2 separate regions of the Homo sapiens genome follow, and region 2 is linked to region 1. The links are chromatin loops, found by intact Hi-C in ENCODE. Cell type or tissue: mammary epithelial cell. All regions are shown on one strand. Each heading gives the region's core, and the rest is flanking DNA. Links, peaks and the distances in the headings are about the cores only. Region 1 has its middle 8.8 kb from the start of RTP3. Region 2 has its middle 33 kb from the start of ALS2CL.

Evidence for each region. Hi-C counts contacts between places; a loop is a spot of excess contacts. Peaks named below come from ENCODE experiments on the same cell type or tissue, not always from the same donor. Only the 100,000 strongest peaks of a DNase experiment are listed, where the experiment ranks them.
Region 2: it touches region 1 in a loop (8-fold over the local background); 3 of 110 quality-filtered maps call a loop at or near these places.

The regions. Positions count from the first base shown.
Region 1 is chr3:46,481,294-46,497,116 of GRCh38, forward strand. It overlaps a transcript of LTF not described here. Among named protein-coding and RNA genes, the nearest start is that of RTP3, 8.8 kb to the right of the region's middle. RefSeq lists enhancers at 7,287-8,063, 8,064-8,838. In mammary epithelial cell, for the core only: a CTCF peak has its summit at 7,582 (motif pointing right); DNase peaks (open chromatin) are centred at 7,568 and 8,798.
Region 2 is chr3:46,652,865-46,668,687 of GRCh38, forward strand. No RefSeq gene overlaps it. Among named protein-coding and RNA genes, the nearest start is that of ALS2CL, 33 kb to the right of the region's middle. RefSeq lists enhancers at 7,931-8,526, 9,507-10,152. In mammary epithelial cell, for the core only: CTCF peaks have their summits at 7,879 (motif pointing left) and 10,979 (motif pointing right); a DNase peak (open chromatin) is centred at 8,157.

The DNA.
Region 1 (15,823 bases), core at 2,860-10,859:
GCTTTAATGTCCAGGAAACTGCTGGTCCCAAGATAGGAGGACAAAGTACAAATGAACTTTGCTTTAAAACCCACCAACAGGGCTAGGTGTGGTGGTTCACACTTGTAATCCCAGCACTTTGGGTACCTAGATGTTCCCCAAAGTCTGCCAAACAACTTTGTTCTTTCTTTTCTCCCTAGTTTTTACCCTTTACTCTCCAGAGCCCAGGCCCCAGCTCAAACACCTATGCCACTAAGACTTGGGTAATTGTGACTATTGTCATGATTAGCCAACATGGCGAAACCCCATCTCTACTAAAGATACAAAAATTAGCTGGGCCTGGTGGCAGGTGCCTGTAATCATAGCTACTCGGGAGGCTGAGGCAGAAGAATCACTTGAACCTGAAAGGCAGAGGTTGCAGGGAGCCGAGATTGTGCCATTGCACTCCAGCCTGGGAGACAGAGCAAGACTCCGTCAAAACAAAATAAAACAAAACTAAAAAACCACCAACAGATGTAGAAATTGGTGCAATCACTTTGGAAAACCATTTGGCAGCATCAGTTAAAGCAGGATATGCCTAATGACTAATGTGGGCTGGCAAGTGCTTAATAACCATCTCTGAAAATAGAGTTCCAACAAGAATATTGGAAAAATATTGAATTATTGAAAAAATAAAAACTATTGAGGTGTTTGTGGTAAAGAGTAAGAAGAAAGAGAAAAACACTGCACATGTCTCAGAACGTCACCCATTCATCAATGACATAAGCATTTTTTTTCATGAATCAGATAATAGTTTTTTGATACTGGAGAAATATTTTCTTACTTTTTATGCGACTCACAATGTCACAGCTATAGAGATGACACACACCTAAGTTTAGTCTGCATTATTAACATTTTCTCAGGCTGGGCACAGTGACTCATACCTGTAATCCCAACACTTTGGGAGGCCGAGGCAGGTGGATTGCCTGAGCCCAGGAGTTGGAGACCAGCCTGGACAACATGGAGAAACCCCATCTCTACCAAAAATAAACAAATAAATAAATAAAAATTAGTCTGGCTTGGTGGCGAGCACCTGTAGTTCCAGCTACCAGGGAGGCTGAGGTGGGAGGATCACCTGAGTCTGGGAGGTTGAGGCTGTAGTGAGCTGTGATCACACCATTGAACTCCAGCCTGGACATTAAAGTGAGACTCTGTCAAAAAAGAAAGGAGAAGGAAGGGAAGGGAAGGGAAGGGAAGGGAAGGGAAGGGAAGGGAAGGGAAGGGAAGGGAAGGGAAGGGAAGGGAAGGGAAGGGAAGGGAAAGGAAAGGAAGGGAGAAAGAGAGAGAAAGAAAGAAAGAAGAAAGAAAGAAAGAAAGAAAGAAAGAAAGAAAGAAAGAAAGAAAGAAAGAAGGAAGGAAGGAAGGAAGGAAGGAAGGAAGGAAGGAAGGAAGGAAAGAAAGAAAGAGAAAGAAAGGAAGGAAGGAAGGAAGGAAGGAAAGAAGGAAAGAGAAAGAAAGAAAGAAAGAAAAAGAAAGAAAGAAAGAAGGAAGGAAAGAAAGAAAGAAAGAAAGAGAAAGGGAGGAAGGGAGGGAGGGACAAGAGACAGACAGAGAGAAAGAGAGAGAAAGAAAACAAAGAAGAAAGAAAAAGAAAGAAAGAAAAACATTTTCTCTATCACTTTCTTAAGTCTAACTTTGGACAATCAACAAAACAATAAACCTATGAAGCCCTGATTTGTAGCATTTGCCAGTTTCTGTGGTGTAAAAACTCCTCCAATGACTGAGTTCAAGCTGCTGACATGGATGGGTGCCACTGAATTTGGAGTTGGGAGGAGATGAATGATATTCCACTGTTGTATAACATTCCCACCATACAGATACAATAGGCTGAAATAACCTCAAGAGCCACAGGAATGCAAGGGAAAGGGAAATCAGAATGGGGGAAAATTTTGCAAATCCCTGACAATGTTAACAGCCAGCTCCCATGAGCCAGAATGAGCCAACTCCAGCACAGCACTGCCTGGAACCCAGCCTCTCCTCTCCTAGGTGTACGCCCAGCAGAAATGCATACATGTGTACACCAAAAACACAAACAAGAATGTTGATAAGAGCATTGTCCATACATGTCCCAAATGTCTGTGAGTGGTAGATGGATAAATCAATTGTAATACTATCAACTAAGCAGTGAGAATGAGCTAACTTCTGCTGCCCACGACAATATGGTTGAATCTCACATGCATAGTATTGAGCATAAGAGGTTGGACACAAAAGAGCACCTACCACCTGCCTGCATTTATGTGAAGCTCACAAACAGTAAAAATCAGTGCCCGTGAGGCCACAAGATAGGGGAGTGTTAACCTTGGGGAAGAGGGGCAAGAAAGTGATTAATAGGAGCAAGAGTGGAGCCTGGGGGTGGAAATGTTTCTATTCCTTGATTTGGGTGGTGATTACACAAAAGTGTTCATTTTGTGATAACTCATCTAGCTACACAAATATTAATTGTGCATGTTTCTATATGTAGGTTAGGTGTCAGTATAAAGTTTATTTTATTTTATTTAGTTTAAAAAAAAACGGAGACAGGGATCTTGCTATGTTGGCCTGGGTAGCCTCAAACTCCTGGCCTCAAGCAATCCTCCTGCCTATGCCTCCCAGAGTGCTGGGACTATAGATGTGAGCTGCTGCACCCTGGCCAAAAGTTTATTTTTAAAAGCCCCCAGCAGGAAGGCATACAAATGACTTTGGCCTCATAAATAACCTTGGCACTCCCCAGAGGTGCTGTCCTTGTTTGGGATGTACCAGAGATGCCCTTGGAAGGCCCCCTGGAGGCTACAGAGCAAAGCTTTCTTGAAATATGGCCTCCTCCCTCAAATGTCAACCCTTGTCAATGGCTGAAGAGGGAAGGGAGGGGTCGGAGAAGACAAGAGCATGGAAATTCGTAAATGGACAATAGTCATGATTACCCAAGTCATAGTGGCATAGGTGTTTGAGCTGGGGCCTGGGCTCTGGCTAGCAAAGGGTAAAAACTAGGGAGGAAAGAAAGAACAAAGTTGTTTGGCAGACTTTGGGGAACATCTTCTGAACACTTACCATAGGATGCTGCTCTGAACACTGCTTGATCCTCAGCCATCTCCGTGAGGTAGGTCCTGTGACCATAATCCCCATCTCACAGATCAGGACACTGAGGCTTGGGGCAAGATGAAACTGAGGTTCCCTCCAGGCAGCGTCAGGCCTTAGGGGCTGTGCTGTCCTCACAACACCCCTACCCTTGCTCCCCTAAAAAATTGCATGTCCCTGCTGGGAAGGCAGTGCCAAGAAGGGCCTGGAATGTTCTGCCAATATCCACCCTCCTCCCATGCTGGAACTGAGCCCTTATGATCTGGGGGCCCCAGCATATTGTTGTCAATCAAAATTAGCTAAACTTGATGAAGCAAGAACATTAAAAGTGCCCAGAGGAGGAATAAGGAAACAGATGAAAAATGAAGTCAGACATTCCCAGCAGGTGCTAACACCTGAAGGTGTACAGTGTGTCTCACCCCATGCCCCTACCCACCACCTCGGGGCAGAGAGGTCAATTCTTTCACATCCTTGGGGGCTGCTGGGGAAGAAAGGAAGATGTATGGGCCTGGCCCTGGGATGATGCCTCCTCCCTGGCCAGCCCCACTGCTTACAGACCCTCTCTGGGACCCGGCTGCTCTCGGAGCAGAGCCAGCTCCTCTGGCTCTGGGAGCACCTACCAGGGCTGGGGGAATGAGCCTTCTTCCATTCCTTCTACTCATTAAATTCTGGATCAAGTCAGACCACAGCCCAGGGCCCCAGCTGGAGTTCCAGGGATCTGGGAAGCCAATAGCAGAAAGCCCAGGGTGCAGCCTGCCCAGCCTGAGGCAGGTGGCTGGCAGGTGATGATAAGGGCTGCTGGAGGGCCCCCACGCTTTGTTCCCCTCAGTGCCCGCTGTGCTCACTCAGGCCAGCTGTGAAGGCCACGTCACCGTCCACTGGGAAGTGAGGCGGAGCTCCCTGCTGGAGAGCCAGAATGGGCGGGAATGCAGGTACTGCTGGCACTCCCAGAGGGAGGGAAGGTGGGGAGCTCGGCTGAGGGGAAGTTTTCCAGAACTTCCTGGCCCCTCAGAAGAGCTCCCACCTTCCCTCCCTCTGGGAGTGCCAGCAGTTTCTGCATGGGAAAGAGGAAGCCCTGTATGGCAGGTGTCCACCCACAGTTCGGTGACAGCTGCTGGTGGAATTGAGGACCATCTGCTTGCTTAGTGCAGTCACAGGAATGCTGAACTCACAGGCTAAGGCTGGGGGCAGGGGCAGAGGCCCCAACATGGCTCCTAGGGAGAATTGCAGGCTCTCCTCTGAGGAAGAGACTTCAGGAGGTGCCCCAGCCCCAGGAGGCCCTCAACCCTAACCCTTGCCTGTGCCCAGTCACTCACTCTTAAAGCATCCATTCACATTGATTAGCTTTATTGCTTCCAGCAAATGTTGACATTCACCCCTGTAAAGTCTTCAAAGCCTTGGGGTCAGGGTTCACCTCCATATGCAGCAGTTTGTGGCGCATTCATTGTTGCTGCCATTTTCTGGTTTTGGAGACCAAGGCCCAGACAGGTCTGAAGGAAATAATGTATACAGTGGTCCATTTCCAAGACAAAGTGCCTTGAATCGGCTTAGGTCAGCAAACTGCAGAAGAAACAGAATGTACTAGGCTCCTGCTTGGATAGCCAAGGCCTGCTTGTTGGCCTCCCCTTTCCTCCCCCTTCCGCCACACTTGGTTGCCCTCACCTGAACCAACGAAGTTTAGTCTAAGGTAAAAGTTTAATAGTCTGCAAAATAGCTTGCTTTGTCTGTTCTTATCAGCCTGCCCAGCTACTTAGGTCATAAGTCAAATACTTAAAGAGCCCCTAAGCTAACCAGGATTGCAATGCATTGTGGGCTGCAACAAAATGCACCAAAACAACCCTAAAAACAAACAGACAAACAAACAAAACACCTGAAGCCCCTGACTAACAATCAATAGGCAACATCCAGGAAGATTGTAACCCCATAGTACTCAGCCTATTGGGAACCGGGGGAGGCACCTGCGCACTAGGGTATAAATTGCTTGTTGAAACTTTGCTGGGTGTGCCTGCATGCCACACACCCAATCTTGCAAGACCATCATTAAAAGTCTCACTTTCGCTATTCTCGGGGTCTCTGAGTCCATTCTTTGGGTTTGAATGGGGGAGTTTGTTTCTCAGAAGCCTATATTCCATCCATGAAGATGAGGTGATCTCCAGGCTGCATTAGGGAACTCATATATTCCCAGAGGAGGGAACAAAAGCAGTAGAATGAATTGCAGCTGGGAAGACTTTGGTACGATAGACACCAGAACTGCCACTCTCCACAGAGAGGGGTAAAGAAAGCTGTGGGGCCAAAAGAAGTCCAGCTCAGCCACATAGGTGGACCAAGATACCTTGTAAAGGCGCAAGTTTGGCCTCACTATCCAGCCCCCGTACCTCAACATGCACAGTGCATCTGTTGACCACAAAGACATTTCTTCATCATGGCCTGGCAGGACCCGGAGAAGACTATTTGCCTCATTTCACAAGTAAGAAAACTGGGTCTCACAAAGGAGAACTTACCTGCCCAATACATCCATGTTTTAAAATAAACTTTTTATTTTGGTATAGTTTTACAGTAAAGTTACAAAGACCGTTCAGAGATTTCCCATCCACCTCTCATCCAGTTTCCCCCATTGTTACCATCTTACGTTACTATGGTATATTTGTCAAAACTAAGAAGCTGACATTGATATGTTACTATTAACTAAATGCCAGACCTTATTTGGATTCCATCAACTTTTCTATTAATGTCCTCTTTTTTGTTCCAGAATCCCATCCAGGATACCACATTGCATTTACTTGTCATTTGTCCCAGCCTCCTCTGATCTGCTGTGACAGTTTTTGAGTTTTTCCTTAATTTTAATGACCTCAACAGTTTTGAGGAGTACTGGTCAGGCATCCTGTAGAATGTCCCCCAGTCTAAGTCTGTCTCATGTTTTTCTCACGATTAGACTGGGGTTACAGGTTGGGGGGAAGCACACTACAGAGGAGGAGCACCCTTCTTATCACAACCTATTAGAGGGTGCATTACATCCACACTGGTGATGCTCACCTTCATCACTGGGTTAAAGGTAGTATCTACCAGGTTTCTCTACTAGTTACTCTTTTTCCGTTTCCATACTCTGTTATTTGGAAGTGTCTAGCCTACCCAGAAAGAGGATGGTAGCAGCTGAACTAAGCCTCATCCCCTGGAGGGAGGACTGTCTAACATGCTATTTCAAATTCTGTTAAAAAAAAAAAAAGATTCGTCTTTGTACTCTATTTATTCAATCATTTATATCAGAATAGCCTCACTTATATTTAATACTTTGGGTTATAACACAATACAATACTATGTTAGTTATTTTGTTGTTCACATCGTTCCAGCATTGGCCATTGGGAGCTCCTTCAGGTTGGTTCCTGTGTCCCTCTGATGTGTTCCCACCCTTTTTGTTTTTGAGTACTTCCTTTCTTTCTGGTGCTACAAGATGCTCCAGGCTCTTGTATTTTATCAGTCATTTCTCCAAGGAGCCTTTGCTTCTTTTATTGGAGAAAGGTATTTAGAAACCAAGATGTGAGCACTGGGGTGTCATTGCCTCTAGGCCCTCTCAGCTGACTGAGCCAGGTAATATATGCATACATACTAAATTATTAGATATACACATATCCACATTGTTTCTGTATCTATCCATCTGTGTATATACTGAGCATCGTACTGATGTCTCCAACTGTAATCCCATCTCCAGGATTCATTCCAGCCTTCCTTTCTTGTTAATTGTAACTTTCCTCTCCCACAGTGTGAACAACCTGGCCCACCTTCTCTCATGTATTTACTTATTTGCTCATCCCCAGTACACCCATGAAGCTGTTTCAGAATCCTTAACCTGGGTACCCTTATGTAAAATAAATTTATCGACCGGGCACAGTGACTCATGCCTGTAATCCCAGCACTTTGGGAGGCCGAGGCGGGACGATCATGAGGTCAGGAGATCGAGACCATCCTGGCCAACATGGTGAAACCCCATCTCTACCAAAATTGCAAAAATTAGCTGGTCATGGTGGCATTGCCTGTAATCCAAGCTACTTGGGAGGCTTAGGCAGGAGAATCGCTTAAACCAGGGAGTCGGAGATTGCGGTGAGCCGAGATCGCGCCATTGCACTCCAGCCTGGGAGACAGAGCAAGACTCTGTCTCAAAAATAAATAAATATATATATATATATATATATATATATATATATATATATATATATTTATCAATTAGAGTACATTGTTCATAGTACCTTTCATCTTTAGCCTAATAATTTCCAGGCAAAATATTATCTTCCAATGTTATTTAGGCCAGTCCCTTCTCTCCCCCAGCCCCCACTGGTGCGGTTATATAATGAATTTGTAATAAAGTTTATATGCTTTTTATGCATTGTCTCCCAGCTCCGAACGCGTCCTTCAATATAGCATATGCGCTGACGTGGACTTCTCCAAGCATCTCTCTCCTTCAGTGAGCTCGGCAAGATTGCTCGGTAGAGGGCGGTGGAGGGACGTTGCAGGAGGAAGGGGCGCTCCTGCCATTTCCAGTGAGGGCCACGGGAGGGCGGTCCGGGTGTGAGGACTGCGGTCTGCTGCACCTGCAGCCTGGGTGTGGCGATGACCTTTTCTGCAGCCCTCTCAACACAGACCTCGGAGTCTCCGAGCAGCCTGTGTGCTCTGCAGGCCTGCTGTCCGTGCTGGCGCCCAGACTTCCTCTCCAAGCTCCCGCCTGCCCTGTGGCCCCGAAGGTTCCATGCTGAGCTGCAGCACTTCCTGCAAGCCTCCAGTGGCTCAGGCGCTCAAAAGGCCTCCTGTCCCCACTGTATGCCCATGTCACTGGTTCCCGATCCCCTGCTCCTTTGTCGGCTTACAGACAGTGGCCTGTTGCCTGCCCAACAAATTCCTGGCCAGCGCCAGCCTGACCAAACCGGTGAGAGTCCTCTGCTAGCAGGTGTGCTGACTGCACCTCCAAGAAGTCTGAACCCTTCCAAGCTTGTCCTTCCCAGGGTGCACTCCCTCAGCACGAGGATACAATGCAGTTTCTTCATTAACTCCTCTCCTGTCCTAGGATCACTCCCTCTGGGAAAGAAGACCAGCCTTGGCCCCAGAGGAATGTGTCCTAATTTAAAAAGCAGCTCAATTACTGCAGCACCTTGGGGACCAAGGCCAGTGGGATGAGAAATGCAGGTTCTGGTTCGTGCCCTGTGCCCCTGGGCTGGTGGCAGGAGCAGCGGGGCTGGTTAGCATCCCACTGTCAAACCCCAGCCTTGAACGTTCACCTGGAGCTTGGCCTGGGAGCCACTAACCATGGGTCACCTGGTCCAGGGACGTGAGACATACTCTCCACTGCCCCACAGGCAGAGCTACTCAGGCAGGGACCTGAGGCAGGCTGGTCTCAGGAACAGGTTGGCCACAGCTTCAACAGTAAGAGAGCGGGGATCACAAGAAAACCAGGCTTAAAGGAACCCAAAGTTACAAATTCACTTTCTCTCCTTTGAGTCCAGTGTGTTCTCTGTTCCCTGTGCTGATCATGGCATCCTTTGCTCAGTGATACTCTTTGCAGCATTTAGAAGGGTAGGTAGCACTCACTCTCTCAAGCCTGAACTGGAAATACTACCATAGCCAGGGTAGCTCACAACCCCAGCACAGCCACAGGACCTCTCATCCACCCTCCTTTATGTTTATAAATTTCTTTATGTTCTTAACTACAAGTGCATGATTTCCTAAGTGATGGCATTGTGGTTTTGTTCCTCACGTAAGAGGTATTTTGTTGTGTAGAAGCTCCAGCAGCTTGAATTCTTTACTCAATGCCATGATTGTGAGATAAGCCCATGTTGATCTATGTAGCTCTAGTTTAGGGAATGGCAAACCTCTTTCTGTAAAGAGCCAGATAATAAATATTTTAGGCTTTGTGGACCAAGAGGCAAATCAAAGATATTATGTAGGTCCTTATCTAGGTATAAGAAGGAAGACAAATTACCACAAAACTTTGTTGATGAAATTCAAAATGTAATATTATAATAAAATAATAATAATCAAATCAATTGTTTTGTAATACAGATCTAGAATAATGAAATTCTTTTGGGGAAAATATCAAAGTGACTATTTTTTATCTACTTCAAATATCCATCTTTATGAGTCATTCTTAGTTCTTGAGCCACACAGAAACTCGTGATGGGCCAGATTTGGTTGTGGGCCAAAGGTGACCAAACCCTACTCTAGTTCATTCATTTTCACTGCCGCATAGAATTCCACTGGATGACTCTAACAAAAGGTTTTATCTGTTCACTGGGAGGAGAGAGGAGTGTTCCAGTTGTTTCTATTTTAAAATTGTATTTCTATAAGTATTCTAATACATATCAGTATACTATACGTGCAAATGTTTATCTGGATGGTATACATACAAGTAGAATTGCTGAACAGGGCATGTGTATCTTTAATCCCAAACTGTTTCCCAAAGTGGCTGTACTAATTTCTAAGAGTGGCAGCTATATTTGTCCCTGTTGCTCCACAGGCTTATAAACATTTGGTATTTGGTCAGCAGGCTCTTCCAACACCCCTTTGAAGGCGTTTCATGTTTCCTGCCACAGGGTTGGGAGGAGGCTGTGTAGACCAAAACCACGTAATAAAAATAATAATCATTTTTATGTATGCCTTTTTTATGCCATTGACAACAGAATTATGAAAAAAAAAAAACAAATTCGAAACACACAAGTGACAAAAAAGTTCCAGAAGACAGAAGGACCAGGAGCAGCGAGGGCCACTGCCCACTTTGGAGGTTTTCCATTTTCGTGGCAAGAGCAGGCCCCAGGAGCTCTGCCAGTTAGGAACCTCTGCAGCCTGGGAGCACACGTGGATATCTGGTCTAGGTTCAGTAGGTGCCGCTGCCTGAGCTGCCCCGACTGCTGGGCAAGGAGGGATTTCCTGTAGCCATCCACAGACTTCCAAACTCACATGGTCTCATATTGATTCTGGATTGTTGGTTTACATAAGCCCTGGCGCAGGCTGCGAATTTTATCTCAGGGAAGTGGTGTATTTCAGCCAATGAACAGGTCATCAGAAATGAGAACTTTTAGAACATGGAGGGCAAGTCTTCTCATTGGGTTGCAGTTAAAAATTCTCAGTTGAATCATAAAACCAGTCGTTCAAAGGAAACTTTTAAAAGTACCAGCCCTGGAAAATTCTGTTCTTAGGAATCACATCTCAGCTTCAAGGAGGAACTAAACTGGCTGGTAAAACTTTTGATCTTGCATTCAGCACAGGGACAGTGTAAAAGGAAAGAAAAATAGTGGAAAGCATTTTCGTTAAACTTGACCGAGAGAGCAATTTCTTTGGAGAATAAGATCACAGAGGGTAGGCTGGCCACATTTGAAAGGGAAAAGAGGCTTACCTTGACCCAAAGGCTCTTACAGTTGGGAAACTAAAAGAGGGAATTATTTAAGTGTCATTAGGTCTGAGATGATGACACACCAGCAAGCCCCAACAGAAAAAGTGGTAAGTTATCAGAGAGGAAATGGAGGATTCCCCAGAGAATGCATAGATCCAGAAAACTGTGGACAGTTGCCCTCATAAAAACTGTAATAAGAGCAATTGCAAGACCATCCCCGTCCTCCCTCCTCCCACCCCTGGAACCCCAGACTGGGATAGTTCTATAGAGTTAACAGAATTTGGGACAGAATTCATTCAACATTCATTCAAATAATTACTGAATATCCAGGCACTGTTCAGATGAGCAAAAATTCCCTGCTTTTCTATGTCAAGACTGGCAGTTTCCTAGAAACCAAGGCTATGTCAAGAGGTGATTAAAAAATGAACAATTGTGGAAAAACAGAATAGTGAGAAAGAAAGAGAGTGTGGAAGGAGAGGGAGAGAGTTGCCACTTTATTGAGGGAATTTAAGGAAGGCCTCCCTAATAATTCAAGAGGAGGCCCAGAGGAGCTGACAGAATGAGCCATGCTCCAGGTTATTCTGTGAAAGGAAGAGCAAGGAGGCCAGCTTAGCCAGGGGGTGGCATTTGAATTTTTAAAAGGCTCTTTGGCGCTCTGTAAAGGATGATTTTTGAAAGACAATACTCGGGGATATAAACCAAAATTGTCCAGTCAAATAGTGAGGACCTGAACCCAAGGAAGTGGTGGCAGGTAGGAAAAGGAAAGTCCACACTAGCACAAGTATAGCTGCAGTTGCTTCCTATTCTTGTACCTGTTGTAGAGAGCAGGCAGGTGGCTCCAACCCTCAGGACAGCTGGGAAGTCAAGGAGGGTTTAAACGCAGGTGTATCATTTCTTAAGGCTTCCATGCAAAATACCACAAGCTGGACGCCTTAATACAAATGAATTCTCTCATAATTCTGGAGGCTAGAAGACCAAAATCAAAGTGTGAGCAGGGCCATGCCTCCTATAAAGGCTGGTCTAGAGAGAATCCTTTCTTGCCTCTTCCAGCTTCTGTGGGCTTCAGGTGTTCCTTGGCTTGTGCCAGCTTAACTCATGTCTCCACATGGCTTTCCCCTAGGTCTCTGTGTCTCAAATCTCACTCTGCCGCTCCCTTATAGAGATACCTGTCACTGGGTTTAAGGCCTACCCCAAATCCAGGACAGTCTTGCAATATAGCTTAGTTTTGTTTTTTAATGATGTTTGAGGCCCTGGCTAAAGAGGAGTCAGTCCACACTCCAACCACGTTTGTTATCTGGCCGTCACACTCCTGATCACTGTGCACCTGCCCTAGTAACCCCAAGGCCAGGAAATGATACCTGGTGTAATGCCTCTGTGACATAGCTGAATTTCTACCCCATTCTACCTCTGCTTATCTTTAAGAAATAGGACACCTGTGATACAAATTTCCCTTTGTAACCAGACCAACTAAGACTGGTTAGAACCAAGATAGACAATCAAATGACTTCAGAAAGATCTGAGGCTTTATTATAATGTCATTTCCATGCTAAATGACCCTCCCACAAGCACCATGGCAGTTGACAATCGCCATGACCATGACCAAAAGAGGCCATAAAAGGACAAAAAGGAAAGCAGCACTCCATTTCCAAGAAGTTCGCCACCCATCTCCAGAAAAGACCTGAATATTCCTCCCCTCATTTCTAATGTTCAACCCCTTCATTAGAGAAATCCTTCTTGAACATGGTAAAACCCCATCTCTACTAAAAATACAAAAACCAAAAACTAGACTTTGGGAGGCTGAGGCGGGCGGATCACAAGGTCAGGAGATCGAGATCATCCTGGCCAACACGGTGAAACCCCGTCTCTACTAAAAATACAAAAAATTGATTCTGCAGCATTCATTCAGGAAGCACTCATGAAGAGCCTACCAGGTGCCAGCCCTGGCCTGGGGCTGGGCTTAGAGCCGGGACAGGATGGCCCGGCATCTGCTCCATGGAGCTCACAGCCCAGCCTAGGCTGGCAACTCCAGTCTGCCCCAGTTTCCAGTTCTGTCCATTCCCCTTGCAGCTCAGCATGGATGAAGCTTTGAAATCCAGCTCTCCCTCTCCCTCTCCCTCTCCCTCTCCCTCTCCCTCTCCCTCTCCCTCTCCCGTCTCCCCACGGTCTCCCCCGTCTCCCCACGGTCTCCCTCTCCCTCTGTTTCCACGGTCTCCCTCTCATGCCGAGCCGAAGCTGGACTGTACTGCTGCCATCTCGGCTCACTGCAACCTCCCTGCCTGATTCTCCTGCCTCAGCTTGCCGAGTGCCTGCAATTGCAGGCACGCGCTGCCACACCTGACTGGTTTTCGTATTTTTTTTGGTGGAGACGGGGTTTCGCTGTGTTGGCCTGGCCGGTCTCCAGCTCCTAACCGCGAGTGATCCGCCAGCCTCGGCCTCCCGAGGTGCCGGGATTGCAGACGGAGTCTCGTTCACTCAGTGCTCAATGGTGCCCCGGCTGGAGTGCAGTGGCATGATCTCGGCTCGCTACAACCTCCACCTCCCAGCCGCCTGCCTTGGCCTCCCAAAGTGCCGAGATTGCATCCTCTGCCCGGCCGCCACCCCGTCTGGGAAGTGAGGAGCGTCTCTGCCTGGCCGCCCATCGTCTGGGATGTGAGGAGCCCCTCTGCCTGGCTGCCCAGTCTGGGAAGTGAGGAGCGTCTCCGTCCGGCCGCCATCCCATCTAGGAAGTGAGGAGCGCCTCTTCCCGGCCACCATCCCATCTAGGAAGTGAAGAGCGTCTCTGCCCGGCCGCCCATCGTCTGAGATGTGGGGAGTGCCTCTGCCCCGCCGCCCCGTCTGGGATGTGAGGAGCGCCTCTACCCTGCCGCGACCCCGTCTGGGAGGTGAGGAGCGTCTCTGCCCGGCCACCCCATCTGAGAAGTGAGGAGACCCTCTGCCTGGCAACCGCCCCGTCTGAGAAGTGAGGAGCCTCTCCGCCCGGCAGCCACACCGTCTGGGAAGTGAGGAGCGTCTCCGCCCGGCAGCTACCCCGTCCGGGAGGGAGGTGGGGGGGTCAGGCCCCCGCCCGGCCAGCCGCCCCGTCTGGGAGGGAGGTGGGGGGGGTCAGCCCCCCGCCCGGCCAGCCGCCCCGTCCGGGAGGTGAGGGGCGCCTCTGCCCGGCTGCCCCTACTGGGAAGTGAGGAGCCCCTCTGCCCGGCCAGCCGCCCCGTCTGGGAGGGAGGTGGGGGGTCAGCCCCCCGCCCGGCCATCCGCCCCGTCCGGGAGGGAGGTGGGGGGGGTCAGCCCCCCGCCCGACCAGCCGCCCCGTCCGGGAGGGAGGTGGGGGAGTCAGCCCCCCGCCCGGCCAGCCGCCCCGTCTGGGAGGTGAGGGGCGCCTCTGCCCGGCCGCCCCTACTGGGAAGTGAGGAGCCCCTCTGCCCGGCCACCACCCCGTCTGGGAGGTGTGCCCAACAGCTCATTGAGAACGGGCCAGGATGACAATCGCGGCTTTGTGGAATAGAAAGGGGGGAAAGGTGGGGAAAAGATTGAGAAATCGGATGGTTGCCGTGTCTGTGTAGAAAGAAGTAGACATGGGAGACTTTTCATTTTGTTCTATACTAAGAAAAATTCTTCTGCCTTGGGATCCTGTTGATCTGTGACCTTACCCCCAACCCTGTGCTCTCTGAAACATGTGCTGTGTCCACTCAGGGTTAAATGGATTAAGGGCGGTGCAAGATGTGCTTTGTTAAACAGATGCTTGAAGGCAGCATGCTCTTTAAGAGTCGTCACCACTCCCTAATCTCAAGTACCCAGGGACACAAACACTGCGGAAGGCCGCAGGGTCCTCTGCCTAGGAAAACCAGAGACCTTTGTTCACTTGTTTATCTGCTGACCTTCCCTCCACTATTGTCCTATGACCCTGCCAAATCCCCCTCTGTGAGAAACACCCAAGAATGATCAACAAAAAATAAATAAATAAATAAATAAATAAATAAAAATAAAATAAAAAAAAAAGAGAGAAATCCTTCTTCCCTCACTAGTTGAGAAGTTGATTTGTGAGCCAAGCTCCCGCTTCTCAATTCCATGGCCATTGAATAAAACTTGTGCTGCTTAAGATTCACTTTTGGTTTTGCATATTGGCTTTGCAGCACTAAACAGGAAAAGATCCCATTTGTGGGGAAACCAGCTTTGTCTGTAATAGTACTAGACAACTAGAGGCAGTCCCTATGCCCTGGAGCACTCAGAATTATTTAAATGAGCCAATCCACAGGGAGCCCATGAAACCTAGCTAGCCCCACGCAACTCCCCAACTTCCTACCCATAAACTGTCCCTCACAGCTCCAGCTGGCTGTTGCTCTGCCCCCAGGCACCCTCTGTGGGCCTGCCTGGCAGCCTTGCCTTGTTTGGAGGTATAACTAACAAATAGTTCTGCCTTTTATCTATCTTCGTGTCATTGTGGTGTGTCCCGCCATCAAAAGAAACTTTAAATTTCATGAAACTGACCTCATCTCTAGATCTTTCACTTAATTACATCTGCAGAAACCCTTTTTCCAAATGTGGTCACATTCAAAGGTGGACATCTCTTTCGGGATGTAGCAATGACTTAAGCCTTGTATACAGATGAAGTCAGCAAAAGGAATGCCAAAGTCAAGGGAGTCTGCTCTCTGTCATGCGATGCTATACCAGAGTCAGGTTGGAAAGTAGCTCCATTATACCAGGTTAATAAAACTCCCTTTAATGAGATATTATGGTTTGTAGGGCATAACTTTTACCATGCATAGCCTTAGGTCTTGTTTATAAATTGGTTATCTGATTGCAACAAGCAGTCTATTTTGTCAGTCTTATGATCTCTGTTTTAACCTTGATGCTGGTGAGTTGTCCCTAAAGTCAAAGGGAGGGAGTATGATAAGGTGTTTCCAACCTCCCCTCCTGTCATAGCTGGGAATTTAGTTTTTCAGGTTTCTCAGGGGTCCCCTTGGCCAAAAGCTAGTCCATTCAGTTGGTTTGGGGGCTTAGGAACTTATTTTTAGTTAGCAGTTTAAAATCAATAAAGTGTAACAACTATTTACATAGCATTTACATTGTATTAGGTATTATAAGTAATCTAGAGATCAATTAAAGTATACAGAAGGATGTGCATAGATTATATGCAAATACTATGTCATTTTGTATAAGGGACCTGAGCATCTGAGGATTTTGCTATCTGCAGGGGGCGCTGGAACCAATCCACCTGGAACTGAGGGACAGCTCTAATGCTGAGAAACAAAACTGGCTTGGAAAGAGGGGAGACCCAGGACTTGAGCCTGCCGAGGAGCTAAACCCAAGGGCAAGAGCTGCAGGCAGCTGGGCTGGAGAGGAGGAAGGAGGTGGCTTTGTTTCCAACTGCCCTGGAAGACCTCC
Region 2 (15,823 bases), core at 3,598-11,597, 170 kb after region 1:
GCTCATGCCTGTAATCCCAGCACCTTGGGAAGCCGAGGTTGGTGGATCACCTGAAGTCAGGAGTTCAAGACGAGCCTGGCCAACATAGTGAAACCTTGTCTCTACTAAAAATACACGCCTGGGACTACAGGCGTGGTGGTATGTGCCTGCAGTCCCAGCAACTTGGGAGGCTGAGGCACAAGAATTGCTTGAACCCGGAAGGTGGAGGTTGCAGTGAGCTAAGATCACACCACTGCACTCCAGCCTAGGTGACAGAGTGAGACTCCATCTCAAAAAAAAAAAAAAAAAAAAGACATATTATAAAGCTACAGTAATTAAGGCAGTGTGGTATTGGTAAGAGGAGAAACAAATAGATAAATGGGACAGAATTGAGAGCTTAGAAATAGGCCCACATAGATATAGCCAACTGATTTTTTACAGAGGAGCAAAGGCAATACAATGGAAAAAAGATAGTCTCTTCAACAAATGGTGCTGAAACACCTGGACATTTACATGCCAAAACATGAATCTAGACACACGCCTTACACTTTTTGCAAAAATTAAAACAAAGTGGATCATAGACCTGAATGTAAAACTGTGAAACTCCTAGAAGACAACATAAGAGAAAATCTAGATGACCTTGGGTATGGCAATGACCTTTTAGATACAATCCATGAAATAAATAATTGATAAGCTGGACTTCATTAAAATTAAAAACTTCAGCCTGGTGCAGTGGTTCATGCTTATAATCCCAACAGTTTGGGAGACTGAGGTGGGAGGATCACTTGAGCCCAGGAGTCTGAGACCAGCCTGGGCAACATGGCAAAACCCCGTCTCTACAAAAAATACAAAAATTAGCCGGGTGTGGTGGTATGCACTTGTAGTCCCAGCTACTCAGGAGGCTGGGATGGGAGTATCACCTGAAGTCATGGCTGCAGTGAGCTGTGATTGTGCCACTGCACTCCAGTCTGGATGAAATCCTGTATCAAAAAAAAAAAAAAAAAGATTTAAAAACTTCTAGCCGGGCGCGGTGGCTCACGCCTTTAATCCCAGCACTTTGGGAGGCCAAGGCAGGTGGATCATGAGGTCAGGAGTTTGAAACCAGCCTGACCAATATGATGAAACCCCGTCTCTACTAAAAATACAAAAATTAGCTGGGTGTGGTGGTGCGCGCCTATAATCCCAGCTACTCAGGAGGCTGAAGTAAGAGAATTGCTTGGAGCCGGGAGACAGAGATTGCAGTGAGCTGAGATTGCGCCATTGCACTCCAGCCTGGGCAACAGAGCGAGAGCGAGACTCCGTCTCAAAACAACAACAACAACAACAACAACAACAACAACAACAACAAAAAACCTTCTGCTTTGTGAAAGGCACTGTCAAGAGAAGGAGAAGAGAAGTCATAGACTGGGAGAAAATATTTCTGCCAAATATATGCCTGACATAAGACTGTAATGCAAAACAAAGAACTCTTTAAAAAACAATAAGTAAAAGAACAGTTTGATTTAAACATGGGCAAAAGACCTGAAGACACCTCACCAAAGGAGAATACAGATGGCAAGGGGTTTATTTCTGGGCTTTTCAGTGTGTTTCATTGGTCTATATCTCTGTCTCCATGCCAGTACCACACAGAGGATTTTTAGGGCAGTGAAACTATTCTGTATGATTCTATTAATGACGGATCTATGTCATTATACATTTGTCAAAACCCATAGAATGAACAATACTAATGTAAATTTTGGACTTTGGGCAATAATGACATGTTAATGAAGGTTCATTGGTTTTAACAAGCACCATTCTGGTGCAGATTGTTAATAGATGGGGAGGCTATGCATGGATAGGGGCTAAAGGTGTGTGGGAACTCTGCACTTTCTGTATACTTTTGCTGTGAACCTAAAACTACTCTAAAAACTATGTGTGTGTGTGTGTGTGTGTGTGTATTTTGAGACAGAGTCTTGCTTGGTCTGTTGCCCAGGCTGGAGTGCAGTGGGGCATCTCGGCTTGCTGCAACCTCCGCTTCCCGGGTTCAAGCAATTCTCCTGCCTCAGCCTCCCGAGTAGCTGTGATTACAGGCACCTGCCACCGCGCCCAGCTAATTTTTGTATTTTTAGCAGAGACGGGATTTCATCACAGTGGCCAGGCTGGTCTTGAACTCCTGACCTCAGGTGATCTGCCCACCTCAGCCTCCCAAAATGCTGGGATTACAGGTGTGAGCCACCACACCTGACCAAAAAAAGAAATCTATCTTTTAAAAGTCTAATGAAAAGCTGATATGCAGCCAAGAATATGAAAGATGCCAGTGAGTTGCCTTTTAATCCATAAAAATTAATTAGGTATTATCATCATCAACATTTTTCTAAACAGAAGTTAAATGTTGCATCTGATGTTAAATGTTGTTGAAGTAGCAGAGTGAGGCTTTAACTCTTAGACTATGTGATTCCAAATTCTCTGCTAGCTCAATAGCATTGGAATAGCAATGAGATTTCATGAAAAATGATGAAGGCAAGTAAAGGTATCCTTTTGCTATGGAGTAGAAAGTTCTACCACAGGGATATCCAGGAAGTGAGAAAAGCCAGAAGAGATAAATGTGGCAGCCTCGGCTGGTCAGAGAATAATTCCCAAAGGAGATGATGCATGTGCTAAGAGTTTCTCAGCAAGTAGAAATGAACCTGTGGAACTCAAACAACTCAGCAAGAAAAAAACAAATAATCCCATCAAAAAGTGGGCGGTGGATAAGAATAGACAGTTCTCGGCCGGGCACAGTGGCTCACGCCTGTAATCCAGCACTTTAGGAGGCTGAGGTGGGCAGATCACGAGGTCAGGAGATCAAGACCATCCTGGCTAACACGGTGAAACCCCGTCTCTACTAAAAATACAAAAAATTAGCGGGGCATGGTGGCGGGCACCTGTAGTCCCAGCTACTCAGGAGGCTGAGGCAGGAGAATGGCGTGAACCCAGAAGGCGGAGCTTGCAGTGAGCCGAGATCGCACCACTGCACTCCAGCCTTGGGCAACAGAGCGAGACTCCACCTCAAAAAAAAAGAAGAAGAATAGACAGTTCTCAAAAGAAGATATACAGTCAACAAACACATGAAAAAAATGCTCAACATCACTAATCATCAGGGAAATGCAAATTAAAACTACAATAACATACCACCTTACTCCTGCAAGAATGGCCATAATTAAAAAGTCACAAAACAATAGATATTGATGGTGTGGAAGTAGTGAAAAGAGAACACTTTCACATTGCTGGTGGGGATGTAAATTAGTACAACCATACTGTAGAAAACAGTGTGGAGATTCCTTAAAGAACTAAAAGTAGATCTACCATTCAATCCAGCAATCCCACGACTGGGTATCTACCCAGAGGAAAAGAAGTCATTACATGAAAAAGACACTTGCACACGCATGTTTATAGCAGCACAATTCACAATTGCAAAGATATGGAACCAATCTAAATGCCCATTGACCAACAAGTGGATCAAGAAAATATGGTATATATACATCATGGAATACATCTCAGCCATAAAAAGGAACAAAATAATGTCTTTTGCAGCAACTTGGATGGAGCTGGAGGCCACTATTCTAAATGAAGTAACTTAGGAATGGAAAACCAAATACCATATGTTCTCACTCATAAGTGAAAGCTAAATTATGAGGACGCAAATGCCTAAGAACGTCATAATGGACTGTGGAAACTTGGGAGGGGGACAGTTGGGAGCAGAGTGAAGGATAAAAGACCATATACTGGGTACAGTATACACTGCTTTATGGATGCACTAAATCTCAGAAATCACCACGAAAGAACTTATCCATGTAACCAAAGCCCAACTATACCCCAAAAACTATTGAAATAAATATAAAAACAAATCCATTGAAGAGGCAAGCTGGATAGCTCCCATTTACCCTTTTAGACCTGCTCTACACTCTTTTACATCTCTCTCTGCAACCAGATTCTGGGGGCCTCTGGCTCCCAGCTGGGTGCAGCATATGGAGTGGTTGTTTTATTCTGGGCCGCCCAGTGCCAACACCAACGCATACAGCAGCCTCTGCAGGGGGCCCTCTTTCAACCCTTCTCTCACCTGTTTCTCATTAAAGTCCTTCTCTGTTGCCCCATCAGGGCTAGTAATACTAAGTGTCTCACCATTATTGCTAGCCGCAGGGTGATTCCTCTCCTTGTTAGTTTCTCTAAACACAGCCCACACTTTTGGAAAGAGGCCCTATGGTTCCATCTATCAAGAGGACCATCTGTCTCCTGCTGCAAACTTGACCAATACAGAACAACATTAAAATCAGAAGAACAATATTAAAATCAGCTGGGCATTGAGGAGTGAATGGGCATGGAGAATTAGGGTAAATTCTGGAACAGGGGTCCCCAACCCCCTTCGCAGTACTGGTCCATGGCCTGTTAGGAGCCAGGCCATAGAGCAGAAGGTGAGCAGTGGGTGAGTAAGCAAAGCTTCGCCTGTATTTACAGCCACGCCCCATCACCGGCATTACCACCTGAGCACCTCCTCCTGTCTGATCAGCAGCATTAGATTCTCATAGGAGTGCAAACCCCATTGTGAACTGCGCATGCGAGGGATCTAGGTTGCAGGTTCCTTACCATAACCTAATGCTTGATGATCTGTCACTGTCTCCCATCACCCTTTGATAGGACCATCTCTAGTTGCAGGAAAACAAGCTCAGGGCTCCTACTGACTCTGCATTCTGGTGAGTTGTATAATCATTTCTTTACATATTACAATGTAATAATAATAGAAATAAAGTGCACAATAAACGTAATGCGCTTGAATCATCCCGAAATCACCTCCCCACCCCGCCCCTAGTCTGTGGAAAAATTGTCTTCCACAAAACTGGTCTCCGGTGCCAAAAAGGTTGGGGGCCACTGTTTTAGAAGACTCATATGGCAGAATTATAGATTACAAGGTTCAATAAATGCCAGGATTGTGGCTGGAAAGGAGGGTAGAAGTCAATTCCAGAAGGTGCCTTTCCTGTTGTGCAGTTGACTCAGAACTGGGATGCTAGAAAGTTGCCCTGTGATTTGTGGAGGGAATCCACACTAACCACAGGAAATCACCCATGACATTTGCAAGACAGAAGGAAGGAGAAACTGAACTAAGGGGTGGTAGCAGAACTGGACAGGAGGTAGTGCAGAGAAGAATTATTTACATGTTGAACCAATGGAGTTAAGAACTAAATGCTGGACCTCTTTTTTTTTTTTTTTTGGTGGAGATGGGATCTCACTATGTTGCCCCAGCTAGAGTGCAGTGGTGCAAACAAGGCTCACTGCAGCCTCAACCTCTTGGGCTCAAGTAATCCTCCTGCCTCAGCCTCCTGAGTAGCTGGGACTACAGGCACATGCCACCATGCCCAGCTAATTTTTAAAATGTTTATACAGATGAGGTCTCACTATGTTGCCGAGGCTAGTCTCAAACTCCTGAGCTCAAGTGATCCTCCCACCTTGGCCTCCCTAACTGCTGGGAACCACTGCACCCAGCCTACTGGGCATTTTTTAATGCCCAGCCTTAGCAAGGCATCTGCCTCACAGCAGACACTCAATGACTAGCACCTGGTGAATTTAGTCCAGTCGCGCCTTGATCTCCACCCAGCAGGTTATCAGTATTTGACTATACTAAACATTTCATTTAAAGAATGCTTTGAGCCCGGGCATGGTGGCTCATGCCTGTAACCCCAGCACTTTGGGAGGCCGAGGCGGGCAGATCACCTGAGGTCAGGGGTTTGAGACCAGGCTGGCCAACATAGTGAAATCCCGTCTCTACCAAAAATACAAAAATTAGCTGGGCATGATGGCGCACACCTGTAATCCCAGCTACATGGGAGGCTGAGGCAGGAGAATCACTTAAACCTGGGAGGCAGAGATTGCAGTGAGCTGAGATTGCGCCACTGCACTCCAGCTTGGGTGACTGAGACTCTGTCTCAAAAAAAAAAAAATGCTCTGCATGCCCGCCTGTAACCAAAAATAAATATTAATTGCTGAGTTACTTTTACTGTGGAAAAACTACTCATCTGCTTGACATTGCTCTTTCACCAAGGGGCATTCTGTTGTTTCACCTCTGCAATTTAAAATTTCTAGTGAAATTAAATTCTGTTACTTGTTGTGGCTGTGTACCATCTTAAACTATCATTAATCACAAAGACAGATAATACCAAGGAATGATTTCAATGCCGCACCTGCAAGTGGCGGAGAACTGCAAGCTGGAATCAGCCTCTGCCGAGGTGCAGGCCCCAAGAGACAGCAGCATCTGTGTAGAAACCAAACACATGCATTTTTTTCCTCTGTGTTTATAGAATTGTCTTCCGTTTACGGTCATTGATGCTGGATTTCCACGTACACAGGGATATGAAGTTTCCCATTTTAACAGATTCCCATTTTTAAGTAGAAGTATAGAAAAACTCTAAAAGTTAAATGATGAATAGTAGGTTTGGCAAGGACTGTTCCGTTTACCTAGTGCTGCACTAAAAAGCCATCCCAAAACAATGGCTTGAAACAATAGCCGAGGTTTATTTTGCTCAGGAATCTGGGGCTGACTGGGCTGCTAGGCAGCTGTTGCCTGGGGGCATCTCTAAGGTTCCAGTCCATGGAGGCTGCAGTCACACGCGAGTGTCCTCACTCACGCGCCCAGTGTCTGGGCTGGTAAGACTCCAGGCACTGGATGCTGGATAGGCTGGGCCTATTGGGTCTCTCTCTCTGAGGCGTCCCCACACAGCAGCTCAGGGCTGCCAGACTCCCAGCATGATGGTTAAAGGCTCCCAGAACAAGGATCCCAGGAGAACTGGCAGGACCTATGTGGCTTTCTATAAGCAGCCTCAGAAGGCACTCGGCTCTCTCCTGCTGTAATCATTAAGGGCTGTGGTTTAAGGTGAGGTTCGTGGCCTCTGTGTCTTGATGGGGAGAGTGTGGAAGAATTGGTGGATATGTTTGAAAGCCACCACCAGGGCAGAAAAAAAAATACTGAGAGGCTGAACATTAGGGGATATGGGGAAATGCCCCTGCAGGTTTTGAAAGTCTTTCTCACTTGGGGTTTGCCTGACCTCCCTGCAACTCATTTCCCAGCTCTCTGCATTCTGGAAAGTCATGCCCTTCTACCTCTGGGCCTTTGACTCTGCCTTCCCCCCTGCCAGGCAAGCCATTCCTCCCTCTGGCAAATTCATTCTTCAAGATCCAGTTTCATGGTGCTGTCTGCTAAGACAGGGCCCCCACCTCTGCCCTCTTCCTGCTGTGACCACACAGACTAGGCATGTTTTGCAGACTCTTTCTCCAGAAGGACCGGGCACACAGGAAACCAATGACCACTCACTTCCCCAAGGTCATCTTTCCTCAGAGGCACTGGCAAGACTCACTGTGTAAGCACAGGTTGATTTCAGCTCACCTGCTGTCATCCGTGCTTGTCCCTGGGGATGCCTTGGCCAAACCTGAAAGAAATGCAGGAACCAGTGATGAATAGTCCTGTGCTAGTGCCTGAGACAGGCCGGGGGCCTCCTGCAGCCACTTGTCCGCACTGCTCATGTACAGATGCGTGGGTGCACCTGCTTGCTCGTATGTCCGCCTGGTTTGGCTGCATGACAGCAAGGTATAAAAGATCCTTTCTGGTTTGAAACAGTGGTTCCCTGAGGTCAAGGTATCTCCCATGTGCCTGCTGGCCCCTTTCTCTCTCCTCCAGTGCTCTCTGCCGCCCCTTAAAAGGGTCCACCACATTTCCCACGAGGATCAAAGCAATTGTGTGGGAGAGAAGAGCTTGCCTCTGAAGGCAGGCCTTGGAGATGGCCTCTTATTGATGGTCCTCACCCCTTCCTCATGGTCCTGTGCTAACCAGGCCACACAGACCGAGTCCTCACTGCACCAGGCACCGCTGCCCCAGCTCCAGGCTGCCACCCTCTGGGCTCCAGCAGCTGGGGGTGCAGAGAGCACCTGGCTCCTCAGGACACAGAGGAAGCACCTCAATGCTCCCCTGGGCAGCTCAGCCATGCAGGTCCTTTCAAGCTATCAGAGCAGGGAAAGATGTCACTGTCCCCAGAGGAGACAGTGGGCAGGGTGCATCTGTCCCAGCCATCAGCAACCTCCACCCAAAGGCACCCCATGCACTCCAGTTAGCTCTGTCTTCACATGCCCTGGCATGAGCTGCAGCACTGCTCTGAGCTCCGGGAGCCAAGGAAGACAGCCAAATCCCCTGGGGCACTAGGTCACATGGCCCTGCAGCTCGGTCCCCGTTGCCCAAGCTCTGACTTCCCACTCCTGTTCCCTGCCCTCCAGGAAAAGCCACATGTTATACTCACCCTCACCTGCACCTCCCTTCACCCCTGGGTCTGGAATTGCTGGTGGGTTCAGGGATGAAGGATTTCCCACTGAGCAGACCTTGGGTGTGGACTTGAAGCTTCAAACCCTCCTTGCTCACTTCTCGGCTTAGTGCTGGGGCAAACAACCTGAAAACCGATCTGAGTCTCCAGGAGTGCTGCCCTCCCCCACTCCACCCCCAACACAGAGGGGCCCAGTGGGTCTTATTTCCATTGGAAATTTCACTGCTGGGTGGTTTAGAGTCCTTGTCATTCTCTTCCCTGTCCTAGCTCATGGATGTGTGTTACTGTTTCAGTTCGGAGCAGGGTCCTTAAAGGGGCAGGGTCATGGCTCCCCAGCCTCAGGGGTGTCATCAATAATGTTCTGGGCCAGGTGTGGTAGCTCATGCCTGTAATCCCAGCACTTTGGGAGGCTGAGGTGGGTGGATCACTTGAGGTCAGGAGTTCAGGACAAGCCTGGTCAACATGGTGAAACACTGTCTTTACTAAAAATACAAAAATTATCCAGGTGGTGCATGCCTGTAATCCCAGCTACTTGGGAGGCTGAGACAGGAGAATCACTTGAACCTGGGAGGCAGAGGTTGCAGTGAGTAGAGATCATGCCATTGCACTTCAGCCTGGGCAGCAGAGTGAGACTCTGTGGCAAAAGAAAAAAAAACAGTGTTCTGAATTATTCAAGCCCTGTCCTGGAGTCAAACTGAACTCTTCCCTCTAACTCCCCAACTAGCGCCACACTGAGGAGCAACAGCTGCCTTGAATCCCCCGCTGTTCCATTCACTAAACTAGATTAGATGGGGAGGGGGAGGGCATAGAAGGTGCTGGGGAGCTGCAGCCTCATTGTTGTGATTCATTCACTTAATGGATCTTGTGCAGAGCACAGTTCAAGGCCCTGGGGATGAAGTAGTGACCAAGACAGAGGAGGCCTCTCCCTGCCCTCCCCAGGCACCCAGTCCAGCAAGGAGTGGGGGATTTAGCCAGGAGAGGGTGTCAGTGAGGACAAAACGTGCTCAATGACAGGATACAGGGAGAGGGCAGAGGCGGCAAACCGCGGGTCAGGGAAGCCTCTCGTGGGAAGCACTGTTTAGCCTGGAACCTGAAGGACAAGAATGAGACTGCTCCAGGGAGAGTGAGGGCCAGGAGGAGGACACCAGTGCAGGGCCATGAGGTGGGAGAGGCTCAGGGGGCTCCAGGAGCATCAAGACAGGTGGCAAGAGTGACGAGAGCACAGAGAGGAAAGGGGGTAGGAGTCATGAGGGGCTGGCAGAGGGATTCCAGGGCGACCCCAGGGACCGGGCCTGTGAGTCAAGAGAAAGAGGCTGGATTGATTCTAGGCACTGGGAAGCCATGGAGGGATGTCAGCAGGGTTGATTTCACGAAGCTGCCTCTGGCTGCAGTGTTGGCACCTGGCTGGGATGGGGGCGGGAGAGGCAGCAGGAAGACCAGGGAGGAGGCTGGGGCAGGAGGTGTCCAGCTGGGAGGGGACCAGGGCCTGGAGAAGGGTGTGCATGGGCACGGAGAGAAGCAGATGTGCCCAAGACCCATGTTGCCTTCGGGCTGACAGAGGTGCTGATGGAACAGAGGTGTGGACGAGGAGGGAGGAATCCCAGATCAGAGTGCTCAGCACTGAGGGGTGCACTCTCAATCAGGGCCTGACCAGGGATGAAGGGAAGCTCTGAAGATGGGTGAGGGAGGGTGTCAGATCTCCATTAGGAAACGGAGTGGAGAATGGTCTGTGACTCTGCACGACTCCCTGGGAATCTTGCGCGTATCCACGCAGGCCACATAAGCAAGGCTCAGCTGCGGTCCAACCTGTGTCTCGGCTGAATGCCCTACAATTCCTCCTGCAGCCAGGGGAGCTAAGACTTGGGAGAAGCCACTGAGAGGTCTTTCTCAGCTGCAGGCTACAAAATTGTTTGGCTGTAATATGGAGGCAGCTCCTAAATGGCTGAGTGACCCTCTGCTCACACTGTCATCCGATCCCTCCGGGTCAGAGTCAGACTGTGGGATGAGGGACAAGGGAGCTGACCTCCTGCCCATTTTGCTTCTGCTGTTCTTGTAAATAATAAACTGTCTAAATCCACGTGGGCTCATTGTCTCATCCCTGGCTGGATGCATGGAAGTGCGCCAAATCCACCAGCAGCTGCAGTCATGTAGCCACCCACGCTGTCGCTTGGAAATTGCTTCACAGTTTGATAAATTGGTCCCAAACGTGGGGCCAGTAAGGGTACAATGCCTTTCTGGAGAGAAGACAGAAGAGGCCCACGTGGCCGACCAAATGAAGAGATGTGGAAGACCCCAGGATCGCCCAGGCATGCTGTCACCCAGGGAGGGTGAGAGGAGGGGAACAGGGTACCCCTCTGTCCTACCTCCTGAGGAATGTTTGCAGGCTGAGTAGCAAGAGGAAGAATTGAAACCAGCCAACCAAATGCTGCCCCTCCTGATGTCCAGAGAGTTCTTGGGCTCAGGGAGATGTAAAAATGAAAACAAAAACAAAACCAGACAGGATGAAATAGAGGAGGAGGCTGGGTCGGGGGCCTGGAAGGAGAGAGCAGCTCTGCACATCAGCCGATGCTGTGACTCCTGACTGCAAGGTCTGCTCCCACAGGGGAAGGGCCACAGTTAGGACAGTGGCCGGTGGGACAAGCACACACCTGGGAGCCCACCAGGCTTCACCTGCCCAGCCACTTGATGGCAGTAAAGCAGCATAGAATAGAAGAGGGCAGGGGCCACAGCACTAAAGAGCTGTAGAGGAAGAGGTGCGTAAGGAAACCATCCAGCAGCTGTGCGGACTGCCCTCCCCAGCCAATTAGTCCTGAAGAGCCTTGAAAATTATGAGTGTGCGTGGCGGACAATTACTCAGCCTGGAGCCAGTTGCAGCAGGATGCTGGCAGTCAACAAAGGTGACCCCTGGTGTTCTGAGTACAGCAGTGACTTGACAGACAGGGCCCAGCACACCCCCTCGAGTGGTAATTACTGACTTGCAGCTGGGTGTAGGTAGACACTGAGGGTAGAGCTCCCCATGCATGGTTCCTCCCAGGCAGACCCTTATAGGGTGGGTCTGGAGGAAAGACACCAACACAGTGGACACTGCCCAGCAAATGTCTGTCATCAAATGACAGGGGGACAGCCAAGAAAGGAGGAAGCCAGGCATCAATGGAATCTCCCATCAGCCTGAAAAAGTGGCAATCACCCGCCAGGGGCAGCTACCCCAGACCTGGGGTCTGCACCAGCACCTCAGGCTCCTTGTGAACTTCACCACAGCGCAGTCCCTGAGGAGGCCTGGGCCTGATTCACAGACAGATCAGCCAAGCTACAGGACCCACAGAAAACACTGATGAAAGCTGCATATGAAGAAAGAAGTCTGGCCAGGGGCAGTGGTGCAGGCTATGGTTCTTGCCCTGGAAACAGCCCCCACCAAAGTTCACAGCCAGTGGGCTGACCATGTGGTCTGGCACTTGACAATGGAACAACTGGATGTCAAGTCCCAACCCTGGTTGGGACAAACATTAGGCTTCAGATTGCACAGGGCCCAGGGCCTCTGAAAACCCAGTGAAAAGGACCCCTTGGCAGTGAACGTCAGTGAAACCAATAAGCTGACCAATTCTGCATAGCCCAGGTAAGCATCAGAGCCACCTGGATACACCATCACACGAGGCCTGGCCATCTGTCCATAGCTCAGGACTGGGGCCCACGTCAAAGCCTAGTGAGGCCAGCACATGAGGCCAAGCAAGCCTGCAAGTGTACCAGCTCCACAGTCAAGGGACAAAGTGACTCCAGTGCACACAGCGACCTGTGCACTCCAGTACACTGACCTGGCCAGTCCTGGAAAACAGACTCCACGGACCCCTTCCCCTTCTGCCAGGAGCACCACTGGGTGCTGACGACCGTAGATGCAGCAATTCCCATCTGCGGGGAACGTGGGCCGTGCTGCTTGACAAGTCCTAAATGTACTGCTGCATATCTGAACTCCTGGAGCACATCCAGTCGGACAATGATGCCGCCCTCATAGCCAAGAGAACCAGCAATAGGCAGCTATCTGAGGGCTGCTGTGTGGGACATTTCATGTCGCCTACCACCCACAGACAGCAGGTGACTTAAAAGATGAACTAAAAAAAAAAAAACTGAAAAGATAAGTGGACTCTAATTGTGGCAATTCTCCAGGAAGGTACCATTCATTTAAATAAAATATTTAGTTATGAGGTAGGGAGGGGGAATAAGAAAAGACCCACACTGGCTGTGAGAGACCCTGCTGCATAATTCATCCTCCTCACTCTTCTCTGCCCACCTCCATCCCTGCATGGAGGAACCCGGGCTACTGACCCGTGGGCTGCAAGGTGGGGGTTGGTGTGGGAGATGCTAATCCGGTCACTCTTACCTCCTGGCTCTGCGTGCGAGCGCTGGGCAGTTGTGGATATTGATGATAATGATCATGATCATTATCTCAGGCGTGATCACTCCTAAGAGTGCCGCTGGCGCAGCCCGCACGTCTGGGGTGATACATAGTAATCACCTCCAGAAGAACACTGTGGGTTAGGAATAGTGAGGATTTCGAAAAGCGGAGCAGCTCTGCTGGAGGAGAAGGAACACCCTAGGCTCCCGGAGGCATAGAGAGGCCAGACCATTAGCGTCTTTTGGCTCTCGCCTGCAGGACACCTGGCCCACCTGTCGTCTCAGAATGCTGTGGTCACCTTGTCCCAGACCATTACCACTGCCCTCAGTCTAACTCCTGGACACCCATTCTCTCAAGAGAGCCTCAACTGAGGACTGTTGACTTTGGAGGCAAGACAGCCCCCGCCAAAGCAATGAAACATGATTAATTTTCCAGACACTGATGAGGCCTCCCTTGGCCTCATCTTATTATCGCTGGTACCCTACTGCCAAAACAAACGAACAAACAAACCAAACACTCTCTTGTGTGCTTTTCACAGATCATAGCTACTGCTCTGAATTTAATGAGCCACTGGACCTATCATCCTCCACCTGACCCTGATGACTAGACCGCACTCCCTCATTTCCACCTCCTCCCAAATACTTTTGGACATGAGGGGCCAGGCCTCAGCCAGGGGGCATATGAGAAGATCACTTTGGGAGAAACTTGCCTGTCTTGAAGGCAAGGAACAGGGACAGGTGGCCAAACACCTGGGCTCCAGCTCTGCACCTGGTAGTGCTGGAGTCGTGCAGTCACCCAGCTGGCACCTGGGCTCTGGTATGAGGCCGTGTGGGTCCAGTCCATCATAGCTACTCAGCCCCCTGTTTATTGGGGACAGAGTGTGTGTTTCTGCTTGCTCCTGAGGGCCTAGGTTTCCTGGGTTGTGACTCCTGGGGCTTTGGTCATGAGGAAGTTGAGATAAAGCCCATAAAGTGCTTAGCCCGCACGTGGGTCCTCTTCAGTGCATCCAGAGCCCAAGCGGCATCTCTTGCCTGCCCTTCACAGCAAAGGGTGCTCCTCATGGCAGAACAGGGTGTCTGGGCAGCTCCTTTGCTTACAGACAACAAACAGGACCCAGTTAGGAAAAGGACTTGGCCAAGGTCCCAGAGAGACCAAGACCTGGCAGCCTGGACCCCATCCCAGGTTCTCGCCCGCAGCAAGAGTAAACACCAGAGTACGTGTCTGTACAACCCTTGACAAAGCCAACCAGAAAAGCCCTGACCCGATCTGAGCTTGACCTTGACCCTCATTCTCACTCCAGTCCCTAAATCTAACTTGACACTGACCCTGACTTCAACCCTAATCCCTAATTGTATCCCTCACACTGACTTTAACCCAGACCCTCGCCTTATCCTTTCCCAGGTGCCCATAAGAGGGCAGCCCCTGTCCCCTGCTGGGCCCCAGTGGTCAGCCGTCCCTCTGGGAGAGTGACAGCTGAGGTCCTGGGGCCCTCCTTAGGGCCCTACTAGTGAGCATCTGCTTCACTCACACAGTGACACTAAGCACCTCTCCAGCAGCCCCTGGTCACCCCTCTGGCCTCAGCATCCCTCCAGCCTTCTCTGGAGCTGCAGTAGGCAAGGGGCATGCACAGTGGGCACCCTGCTCACGCACTGGCTCCAGCATCCTCGGGGGTGGTGTGAATGAACAGAGGCTTGGTCAGCACTCGGGTCCCTCAGATGCCTGCCAGCTCCCACTGTGGGGCAGCTGTTCCAGACCATACTCCAGACAGGGAACAGGGCTGCCATCCAGGAGGCCCCTGGGGAGGCTCGCTGACAAAGAAGTCAGCAGTCCCTTCAGAGGACTTCATGGGGCCATGCTGTGCCCTGGTCCCTTTCAGAACGCCCTCTCCATCCACCACTACCTCTGGGTCACTGGCTATAGCCTGGCCACGCCACTCTGTGGCTTTCCTGCAGCTGGAGCTCCAACCAAGCAGTAGGGCAGTGCCTGGAGGTGTCCTGCCACACTGGCATCATAGCTGCCTGGTGTGGGCACACGGCCCCAGGAGGGCCAGGCCTGAGCCTCTGGTGCCGTGTGTGACTATGGAGCAAGGCACAGAGGGTGTCCATCTTTTCTTCCCCTTCTCCTGAGGCATCAGCATCAACTTGCTGTCTACTCCTGGCCTGTGTTTGCCCGGGGCTCCATTTCCCTGGGGCCCGTCCATCCTGGACACACCAGAGGGGTTGTTTGCACGGATGCTTCTCCAGCCAGTCTGAGATGCTGACCTACTCTGGGGGTCAGGCCCTTCAGAGTCCAACCCCTCCCGTGTCAACCTGTATTCTGTCCTCGTCCCCAACTGCTGTGGAGCACAGGCCCCTGGCGAGGCGGCCTGCACTGTGCCCGGGGGAAGGATGGGAAGAAGACACCACAGAGGACTGTTGACTTTGGAGGCAAGAGAGCCCCCGCCAAAGCAATGAAACATGGGCCCAGGTCTGGAAAGGGGCTGTGAAGAGAGAAGCCTTCTTCCTAGGGGAACAGGGGCTTCATATGACCTAGGCCTGCAAGGATGGATCTGCCTAGGACCTAGTGGGACTGGAGGAGGGCATTTCTGCAAGAAAAGAGATGAGTGAGAGGGGCAGGAGCAGGAGGGCAGGGCAGAACAGGGTGGCAGATGGAGTTGACTGGTGAAGGGAGTAGTGGGCCTGGGGGAAGCAGGACTAGAGGTTGTATGATTGACTGCATGCAGGCCCGGGTGCAGTTGTGGGTGGGGCGGTTGTCCAGGGCCAGGGCTGCCGTCTAGGATAAGCAGGTGGTCCGGCTGTGCAACCTGGACACATCTGCTCACTGAAAAGGCCTTTGGCCCCTTGGGTATCTGTCATTCTCAGCCCCACGTCCTGGCCCCCGAGGGCAAGGCCAATGTGTTTGAGTCCCACTGTAGCCTGGGACTCAGCCCTTACAGGAGAGGAAACTGCCTGAGTCCGTGAATGGGCCGTGTCTCCCTGTGCCTCTCTCCACTCTGTCCCAGGTGATTGTGAAGTGCCATTTGGGATTATTAGGAAGAATCTTAGCACTTCCTCAAGATCACCACTGAAGAGAGAATCCTCATCCCGGGAAAGAGGTGGGAACTAGAATGGTGGAGGGACTGGAGCTAGGCCCTGCCAGGCTG